2 separate regions of the Homo sapiens genome follow, and region 1 is linked to region 2. A link is an interaction called in ENCODE POLR2A ChIA-PET data of the cell type or tissue named here. Cell type or tissue: Panc1. All regions are shown on one strand. Each heading gives the region's core, and the rest is flanking DNA. Links, peaks and the distances in the headings are about the cores only. Region 1 holds the start of SPTBN4 (spectrin beta, non-erythrocytic 4). Region 2 overlaps ITPKC (inositol-trisphosphate 3-kinase C).

Region 1 (4,385 bases), core at 230-4,229, 260 kb before region 2:
CAGCATGTGCGGGGCGACTGCTATGAAGGTTCGAGTGTGTAGAGTGTGTGACACTGTGGCTGTGAAGCTGTGCGTGATGTGTGGGCCTATGACACTGTTTGTGACTGCCGGGGAGTGTGCGGCTGTGTGTGACAGGTGCATTTGTGTGTGACGCCGCGTGGGCGGTGGTTACCCTATTGGATTTGTGTGGTGGTGGGTGACACCGTTCCAGTGTGGACGCCGCGTGTGACGGCGTGAGGGTGTGACCCCGTGAGACCCCACAGGAGGGAGTGACGGCGCGCAAGCGCGTGGATGCGGGGGTGAGTTTGTGCGCCGAGGCCCCCGCGAGTATGGCAGCGTGGCGAGCGTGACCCCGTGGGAGTGTGCAGCGCGTGACGCCGCCGTGCCCTCGCGAGTGCAGCCGTGCACCCCACGCCGCGGCCGGGTGTGACTGCGCGTGGGCCTCGGGCGGCGGGGCGCGGGGACCGCGGGCGGGAGGGGGTCCCGGGGGCGCGCTGAGCGCGGCGGCGGCGCGAGAGAGGGAGGCGCGGCGGCGCATGCGGATCTGGCTGAGCCGCGGGCCGGCGGGGCCGAGCTGAGCCGGGCTGGGCCGGGCCGGGCCGGGCCGGGCAGCGGACGCCGACAGGGAGGGCGGTCGGTCGCGGCGAGCAGCGGAGACAGCGACGCTGGCGGCCGCGGGCCCAGGTGAGCTGCTAGGGGGGCCGACAGCCCCTCCCCCAAGTATGTCCCCACCTGGCGAGCATCCCTCCTCCGCGCGCACGGGGCATGGCTGGAGCCCCGGGTCTCCCCGGCTGGAGGGAGGCAAAGGGTCGAGGGCAGGACGAGCCCACAACCCCCCCACCCGGTCTAGCTTCCGCGCCACGCGTGGGTCTTACCCCCAGGCCTTGTCCTTCCCAGGCCCCCTCCTTGGGCGCAGTGTCTGGACCGCAGGGAGAGAGGCGCGGCCTGGGAAGGGTTAAAGCCTCTGATGCCACCGCAGCCCAGCGCCCCACCAGCCTTTGCGGGGGGGGGGGGGTGTTGGGGGGAGGCTCGCAGGACACCCCTTCCCGGCTTCCCTATTACCTGCTCCCTTCCTTCCCATTCAATCGCGTTATGGCCAGAGCTGATCCTCGGCCTGGCCAGAGGGCTAACAGGAGTGCTAAGGGCCTCCCCATCTCTAAGTGTCTTCCACTGAAGAAAACAGCTGTAACCACCGTTTAACAGGGAGGGAAACTGAGGCACAGAAAGGCCAAGTTAAAGATACTCGGTTAAAGATACAGCAAGAATAAAGCGGAACTTGAACTCATTTCTGTCTGACTCCAGAAGAGGCAAATCGATTTGCTGAGATGTGTGAGGAAAAGATGAAGAATAATAGCAAGGAACATGTATCAAGGGCTTGCAGTGTACCAGATACCATGATCCCTGCATTAATAACTTACCTCTTCAAACACCGCTAAGAAACGGGTACGATTATCATTACTTTTTTTTTTTTTTGAGACGGAGTTTCACTCTTGTCACCCAAGTTGGAGTGTAATGGCGCGATCTTGGCTCACTGCAACCTCTGCCTCCCGACTTCAAGCAGTTCTCCTGCCTCAGCCTCCCAAGTAGCTGGGATTACGGGCATGAGCTACCATGCCTGGCTAATTTTGAATTTTTAGTAGACATGGGGTTTCACTATGTTGGTAAGGCTGGTCTCCAACTCTTGACCTCAGGTGACCCACCCACCTCCTTGGCCTCTCAAAGTGCTGGGATTATAGGCGTGAGCCACCGCCTGGCCTACCCTTTTGTGTGTGTGTGACAGAGTTTCATTCTGTCATTCAGGCTGGAGTGCAGTGAGTCAATCTCAGCTCACTGCAACCTCCATCCCCCAGGTTCAAGCGATTCTCCTGCCTCAGCCTCCCAAGTAACTGGGACTACAGACACGTGCCACCACGCCTGGCTAATTTTTGTATTTTTTTTAGTAAAGACCGGGTTTTGCCATGTTGGCCAGGCCGGTCTCGAATTCCTGGCCTCAAGTGATCCACCTACCTTGACCTCCCAAAGTGCTGAGATTATAAGCATGAGCCACCGTGCCGGGCCATCATTACTATTTTGCAGATGAACAAACTAAGGCCCAAAGAGTGGAAGTATTTCAGCCAAGGTCACACAGGTGGTAGGTAGCTGTGTGCTCACTTTCACTTTTCCATGGAAGGAGGGAAGAACAAAAATGGATTTGGGACTGGGCACAGTGGCTCACATGTGTAACCCCAGCACTTTGGGAAGTTGAAGTGGGCAAATAGCTTGAGCCCAGATGTTTGAGACCAGCCTGAGCAACATAGTGAGACCCCCTCTCTACAAAAAATACAAAAATTACCTGGTCATGGTGGAGCTTGCCTCTAGTCCCATCTACTCAGGAGGCTGAGGTGGGAGGATCGCGTGAGCACAAGAGTTGGAGGCTACAGGGAGCTATGATTGTGTCACTGCACTCTAGCCTGGGTGATAGAGCAATACCTTGTCTCAGAAAAAAAAAAAAGATTTCAATGTGTCCCCCTAAGGGACAATTTCCACTCTACTCACTCTACTGACCAAGACTTAGACCCTGCCTTCCTAGAATTCAGTGGGTTGGCAATTGTCTGGGTCTTTTGAGGACATTGATCTCCCAACTTCCTCCTTTGTTAGTCTTTTTTTTTTCCTTTTTCTTTTGAGAAGGAGTCTTACTCTGTCGCCCAGGCTAGAGTTTAGTGGCACAATCTCGGCTCACTACAACCTTCGCCTCCCGGTTTCAAGCAATTCTCCTGCCTCAGCCTCCTGAGTAGCTGGGATTACAGGCACCTGCAACCTTGCCCACCTAATTTTTGTGTTTTTAGTAGAGATGGGGTTTCACCATGTTGGCCAGGCTGGTCTTGAACTCCTGACCTCGTGATCCACCCGCCTCAGACTCCCAAAGTGCTAGGATTACAGGTGTGAGCCACCACGCCCAGCCGTTAGTCTTAGAATCAGGCCTGGGGGCCCAGAAGGTAAAGGAGATACATCTAATGTCACTTAACCCTTTAAATTTCTTCTCTTTTTTTTTGTTTTTTTTGAGATGGAGTCTCACTCTCTCACCCAGGCTAGAGTGCAGTGGTGCGATCTCGGCTCACTGCGACCTCCGCCTCCTGGGTTCAAGCAATTCTCCTGTCTCAGCCTCCTGAGTAGCTGGGATTACAGGCATGTACCACCATACCCGGCTAGTTTTTATATTTTTAGTAGAGGCGGGGTTTCACCATGTTGGCCAGGCTGGTCTGGAACTCCTGACCTCAGGTGATTCACCCACCTTGGCCTCCCAAAGTGCTGGGATTACAGGTGTGAGCCACTGTGCCCGGCCAATTTCTTCTTTTTTTAAATAATTTTTTGTTTTCTATTTTTTTATTTTCATTTAATTTAATTTTATTTTTTCTGAGATGGGGTCTCACTCTGTCGCCCAGGCTGGAGTGCAGTGGCACGATCTCAGCTCACTGCAACCTCTGTCTCCCAGGTTCAAGCGATTCTACTGTCTCAGTCTCCTGAGTAGCTGGGATTATAGGTGCACAATGCCATGCCTGGCTAATTTCTTGTATTTTAGTAGAGATGGAGTTTCACCAAGTTGCCCAGACTGGTCTCGAACCCCTGAGCTCAGGCAATCCACCCGCCTTGGCCTCCCTAAGTGCCAGGATAACAGGCATGAGCCACCGTGCCCGGCCTATTTTTATTTTTTTATTTTTGTTTGAGATGGTGTCTCGCCCTGTTGCCCAAGCCGGAGTGCAGTGGTGCCATCTTGGCTCACTGCAACCTCTGCCTTCCCAGGTTCAAGCGATTCTCCTGCCTCAGCCTCCTGAGTAGCTGGGATTGCAGGCATGCACTACCATGCCCAGCTCATTTTTGTATTTTTAGTAGAGATGGGGTTTCACCATGTTGGCCGGGCTGGTCTTGAACTCCTGACCTCAAGCGATCTGCCTGCCTTGGCCTCCCAAAGTGCTGGGATTACAGGTATGAGCCACTGTGCCTGCCCCCTCCACTTTAAATTTTTCTTCTTCTTCTTCTTCTTTTTTTCTTGAGAATGAGTCTTACTCTGTCGCCCAGGATAGAGTGCAGTGGCACAATCTCAGCTCATTGCAACCTGCGCCTCCTGGGTTCAAACGATTCTCCTCCCTCAGCCTCCTGAGTAGCTGAGATTACAGTAGCCCGAAACCACACCCAGCTAATTTTTGTATTTTCAGTAGAGACCGGGTTTCACCATGTTGGCCAGGCTGGTCTCGAACTCCTCACCTCGTGATCCGCCTGCCTCGGCCTCCCAAAGTGCTGGGATTACAGGCAGGACCCACTGTGCCCAGCCCCATTAATGCAAATATTCTATCACCTTTTTTTTTTTTGAGACGGAGTCTTGCTCTGTCTCCCAGGCTGGAGTGCAT
Region 2 (4,385 bases), core at 79-4,078:
TCCCATGTCCTCCTCTTTGGGTTCAAATAATTTGCTGGAGTGGCTCAAATAACTCAGGGGGATACTTACTTACCTTTACTGGTTTAATATAAAGCAGGGGTCCCCAACCCCTGGGCCGCAGACCAGTACCGGTCCATGGCCTCTTAGGAACGGGGCCCCACCGTAGGAGGCCAGCGAGCATTACCGCTTGAACTCCACCTCCTGTCAGACTAGCGGGCAGGAGATTCTCTGGAGGGCGAACCCTATTGTGAACTGTGCCTGCAAGGGATCTAGATTGTATGCTCCTATGAGAATCTAATTGATACTTGATGACCTGAGGTAGAAGAGTTTCATCCAGAAACCATCCCCCTCACAGTCTGTGGGAAAAATTATCTTCTACAAAACCAGTCCCTGGTTGGGTACTGCTACAAAGGATACTGCAAAAGATGAAGAGAAGTGTAGGGCAAGGTATGGGGGAAGGGGTACGGAGCTTCCATGCCCTCCCTGGGCGCACCACGCTCCAGGAACCTCCACAGGGTCAGCTATCTGGAAGCTCCTGAGCCCAATCCTTGGTTTTTTTTTTTTTTTTTTTTTTTTTGAGAGGGAGTCTTGCTCTGTGTCCCAGGCTGGAATGCAGTGGCCTGATCCGCCCGCCTTGGCCTCCCAAAGTGCTGGGATTAGAGATGTGAGCCACCATGCCCAGCCTAATCCTTGGGTTTTTATGGAGGCTTTAAGACACCAGCATTCCTTCCCCCAGAGTATAGGGTGGGATCCTCTCTGGGGAGGGTCCTAAGACCCACAGTCAGGAAGGTGGGGAAAGATTAGAGTCCTGCCTTGGGGCAGGTGAAAGGAGGGCAGGAGGAGGTCAGAGATTTTGGTTTCTTGAGCCAGCTTCTGAGATCTAACACACCTAAAATTATAACAAAAGATTGTGGCTGGGCGCAGTGGCTCATGCCTGTAATCCCAGCACTTTGGGAGGCCAAGGCAGGCAGATCACTTGAGGCCAGTTCAAGACAAGCCTGGGCAACATGGTGAAACTCTGACTCTACTAAAAAAATACAAAAATGTGCCAGGTGTGGTGGTATACTCTTGTAATTCCAGCTACTCAGGAGGCTGAGGTGGGAGGATCACTTGAACCCGGGAGGTCCTAGAAGTTGCAGTGAGCCAAGATCACGCCACTGTACTCCAGCCTTGGTGACAGAGCAAGACTCCATCTCAAAAAAAAAAAAAAAAAAAGGCTGGGCGTAGTGGCTCACACTTGTAAATGGGAGGCAGAGGCAGGCCGATCACGAGGTCAGGAGTTCGAGACCAGCCTGGCCAACATCGTGAAACCCCATCTCTACTAAAAATACAAAAAATTATCCGGGTGTGGTGGCGGGCACCTGTAATCCCAGCTACTCAGGAGGCTGAGGCAGGAGAATCGCTTGAATCCGCGAGGCAGAGGTTGCAGTGACCCGAGATCACCACCATTCCATTGCACTCTAGCTCGGGCGGGCGTCAAAAAAAAAAAAAAAAAAAAAAAAAAGATTGTAACAAGGGCTATGAGAGTTACCAGCCAGGAACCATAGAGGGAAACCAATATACATTGTAACTAACACCGGGTCTCGCTATGTTGCCGAGGCTGATCTTGACTTTCTGGGCTCAAGTGAACCTCCTGCCTTGGCCTCCCAAAGTGTTGGGGTTACAGATGTGAACACTGCACCTGGCCCTACCTTTAATTTAGTCCAGTTTGTCAGTTTTTTTCATTGTGTTTAAGAAATCTTTTCCTACTCCAAGATCATGCAAATATTATGTTTTCTTCTACAAGCTTTATTGTTTTAGCTTTCATATTTAGACCTACATTCCAGATAGAATTAATGTTTCTGTGTGTGGGAGGTAGGGATCAGGTTCATTTTTTTCCATATGGATTGTTGACCCAGCACTGTTTATTGAAAAGACTTCCCTTTCCCCACTGAATTGCAGTGCCTAGTCATAACTGCACAACTCTACGTGTGTGTCTTTGTGGACTCTGTTGTATTCTGTGCATTGATTTGCCCATTCTTGTGCCACACTGTGGCTTTATGTCTTAATATCAGGAAGGGTAAGCCCTCCAGTTTGTTCTACATAATTTCCTTTGTCACATCCTCTGTGTGCTCAGGACCTATCTGGAAGAGGAGCTAGTGAAGGCACGGGAACGTCCCCGTCCCCGGAAGGACATGTATGAGAAGATGGTGGCTGTGGACCCTGGGGCCCCTACCCCTGAGGAGCATGCCCAGGGTGCAGTCACCAAGCCCCGCTACATGCAGTGGAGGGAAACCATGAGCTCCACCTCTACCCTGGGCTTCCGGATCGAGGGCATCAAGGTGAGGACCAGGAACCGCCTGGCCTGTCCCGGGAAGGCCTATAGCCAGATCCCAGGCAGGGCTTCTTGGGGAAAGCCACGAGAGAGTGCAGGAGACGGCGTGGGATGAAAGGCTGGGGCTGGGGAAGCCCAGCCTCTTTCTTACCTCCATACCCATCAGAGCCCAGGTTCTGTTTATCCGTCTGCCTGAGCATCTCCTGAGTCCATCTTTTCCTCCTCTCCTTCTCCATGGTCATGTCCTAGTCCAGCCCCATCTTCTCCTGCCTCTGTCTCCCTGGGCATCCTGGCCCTGGTCTCCCTGCAGCACAAGAGCTGGAGGGATCCCTTTCCCCCAGCTATGGAGAAGGTTTCTCTTTTTCTTTCTTGCATTCCTTTTTCTTTGTCAAATTAAATATAATTGTATGAATAGGCCAGGCATGGTGGCTCATGCCTGTAATCCCAGCACTTTGGGAGGCCAAGGCAGGAGGATTGCTTGAGGCCAGGAGTAGTTCAGGACTAAGCTGGCCAACATAGGGAGCTTCTGTTTCTAGAAGAAAAAAAAATTGTTTGAATAGCTAGTCACACAGTTCAAAAGTCAAAATAATATTATAAAAGGGTAAATGTGGAGAAATTTCTCTCCCAACTCTGCTGCTGTCCTTCCCATTCTGTCCCTCTATCCCTCTACCTGCTCATGGGGAACCACTTTGTCAGTTTCTTGTATTTCTTCCTGTTAGTGCCAGTAAATGGAGTTGTAGATCCGAAATGTTCCTCAGTACGCATACTGATTGGTACTTTGCTATTTTCACTTAATAGTAACACCCTGCAGAGTTTTCCACATCATTCCATAGAAAGCTTCCTCTTTCTGTTTTTTTTTCCCCCACAGCTATGTAACACTGTTTTTGTGACTGTGCCTGGTCCCCTATAGACAGACACCTGGGTTGTTTCCATTTTTTGCCATTAGCAGGCCTCAAAGAATCACTTTGTATATAAGACATTTTGCAAGTATGCAGATTGAGCTGTAGATTTCCAGAAGCAGGACTCCTGGGTCAAAGCTTAAAGGCATGGGAAATTTGCGAGAGATGACCAAACTTCCACTCTCGGTGTTATGCCACTGCACATCCCACCAGCAATGTATGAGAATGCCTGTTGCAGATCCGACCATGCCATTCTCCTGTTCGAAACCCTTCTGTGGCTCCCTAGTACCTTGAAGTGAAGTTCCATAGCCTGTAGGGCCCTCTAGGATCTAGCCTCTTCTCTCTCATTCTTCTCTTTTCTTTTTTTTTTGAGAAAGAGTCTCGCTCTGTCACCCAGGCTAGAGTGCCATGGCACAGTCTCAACTAATTGCAACCTCCACCTCTTGGGTTCAAGCGATTCTCCCACCTCAGCTTCCTGACTTGACGTGATTACTGGCACGCACTACCATGCCTGGCTAATTGTTGTTTTTTTTTTTTTTTTTGAGACAGAGTCTCGCTCTGTTGCCCAGGCTAGAGTGCAGTAGTACAGTCTTAGCTCACTGCAAACCTCTGCCTCCCGGGTTCAAGCGATTCTTCTGCCTCAGCCTCCCAAGTAGCTGGGATTACAGGTGTGCACCACCGCTCCTGGCTAATTTTTGTATTTTTAGTAGAGACAGGGTTTCACCATATTGACCAGGCTGGTCCTGAACTCCTGACCTTGTGATCCACCCGCCTTGGCCTCACAAAGTGCTGGGATGATTACAGGCGTGAGCCACTGTGCCCGGCCTAATGTTTGTATTTTTAAGAGAGGCGGGGTTTCACTATGTTGACCAGGCTGATCTTGAACTCCTGGCCTCAAGTGATCTGCCTGACTTAGCCTCCCAAAGTGCAGGGATTATAGGCGTGAGCCACCACGCCCAACCTCTCATTCCTCTCATTCTTTCTGTGTACCTTCAGGCACAGTGAAGCACTTGCATTTACTTGAAATAGGCTTGCTTTTTCCTGCCACAAGGCCTCTGCACCCCTCTGCCAGGAATGCTCTTCTATTTTTTTTTTTTTTGAGACAGGGTCTCACTCTGTCATCCCCCAGGCTGGAGTACAGTGGCGCGATCACAGCTCACTGCAGCCTCAAT

Evidence for each region. ChIA-PET counts read pairs that join two places held together with the same protein. Peaks named below come from ENCODE experiments on the same cell type or tissue, not always from the same donor. Only the 100,000 strongest peaks of a DNase experiment are listed, where the experiment ranks them.
Region 1: POLR2A ChIA-PET joins it to region 2 with 5 read pairs; 2 of 35 experiments call an interaction of 5 or more read pairs at or near these places.

What each region holds. Positions count from the first base shown.
Region 1 is chr19:40,466,622-40,471,006 of GRCh38, forward strand. It overlaps SPTBN4 (spectrin beta, non-erythrocytic 4), which reads left to right and starts at 380. Exons shown (of 36, transcript NM_020971.3): 1 at 380-684. In Panc1, for the core only: no CTCF peak of the experiment used is centred there; no DNase peak of the experiment used is centred there; H3K4me3 peaks cover 201 bases.
Region 2 is chr19:40,731,044-40,735,428 of GRCh38, forward strand. ITPKC (inositol-trisphosphate 3-kinase C) reads left to right here. Exons shown (of 7, transcript NM_025194.3): 4 at 2,117-2,321. Among named protein-coding and RNA genes, the nearest start is that of ITPKC, 16 kb to the left of the region's middle. In Panc1, for the core only: no CTCF peak of the experiment used is centred there; no DNase peak of the experiment used is centred there.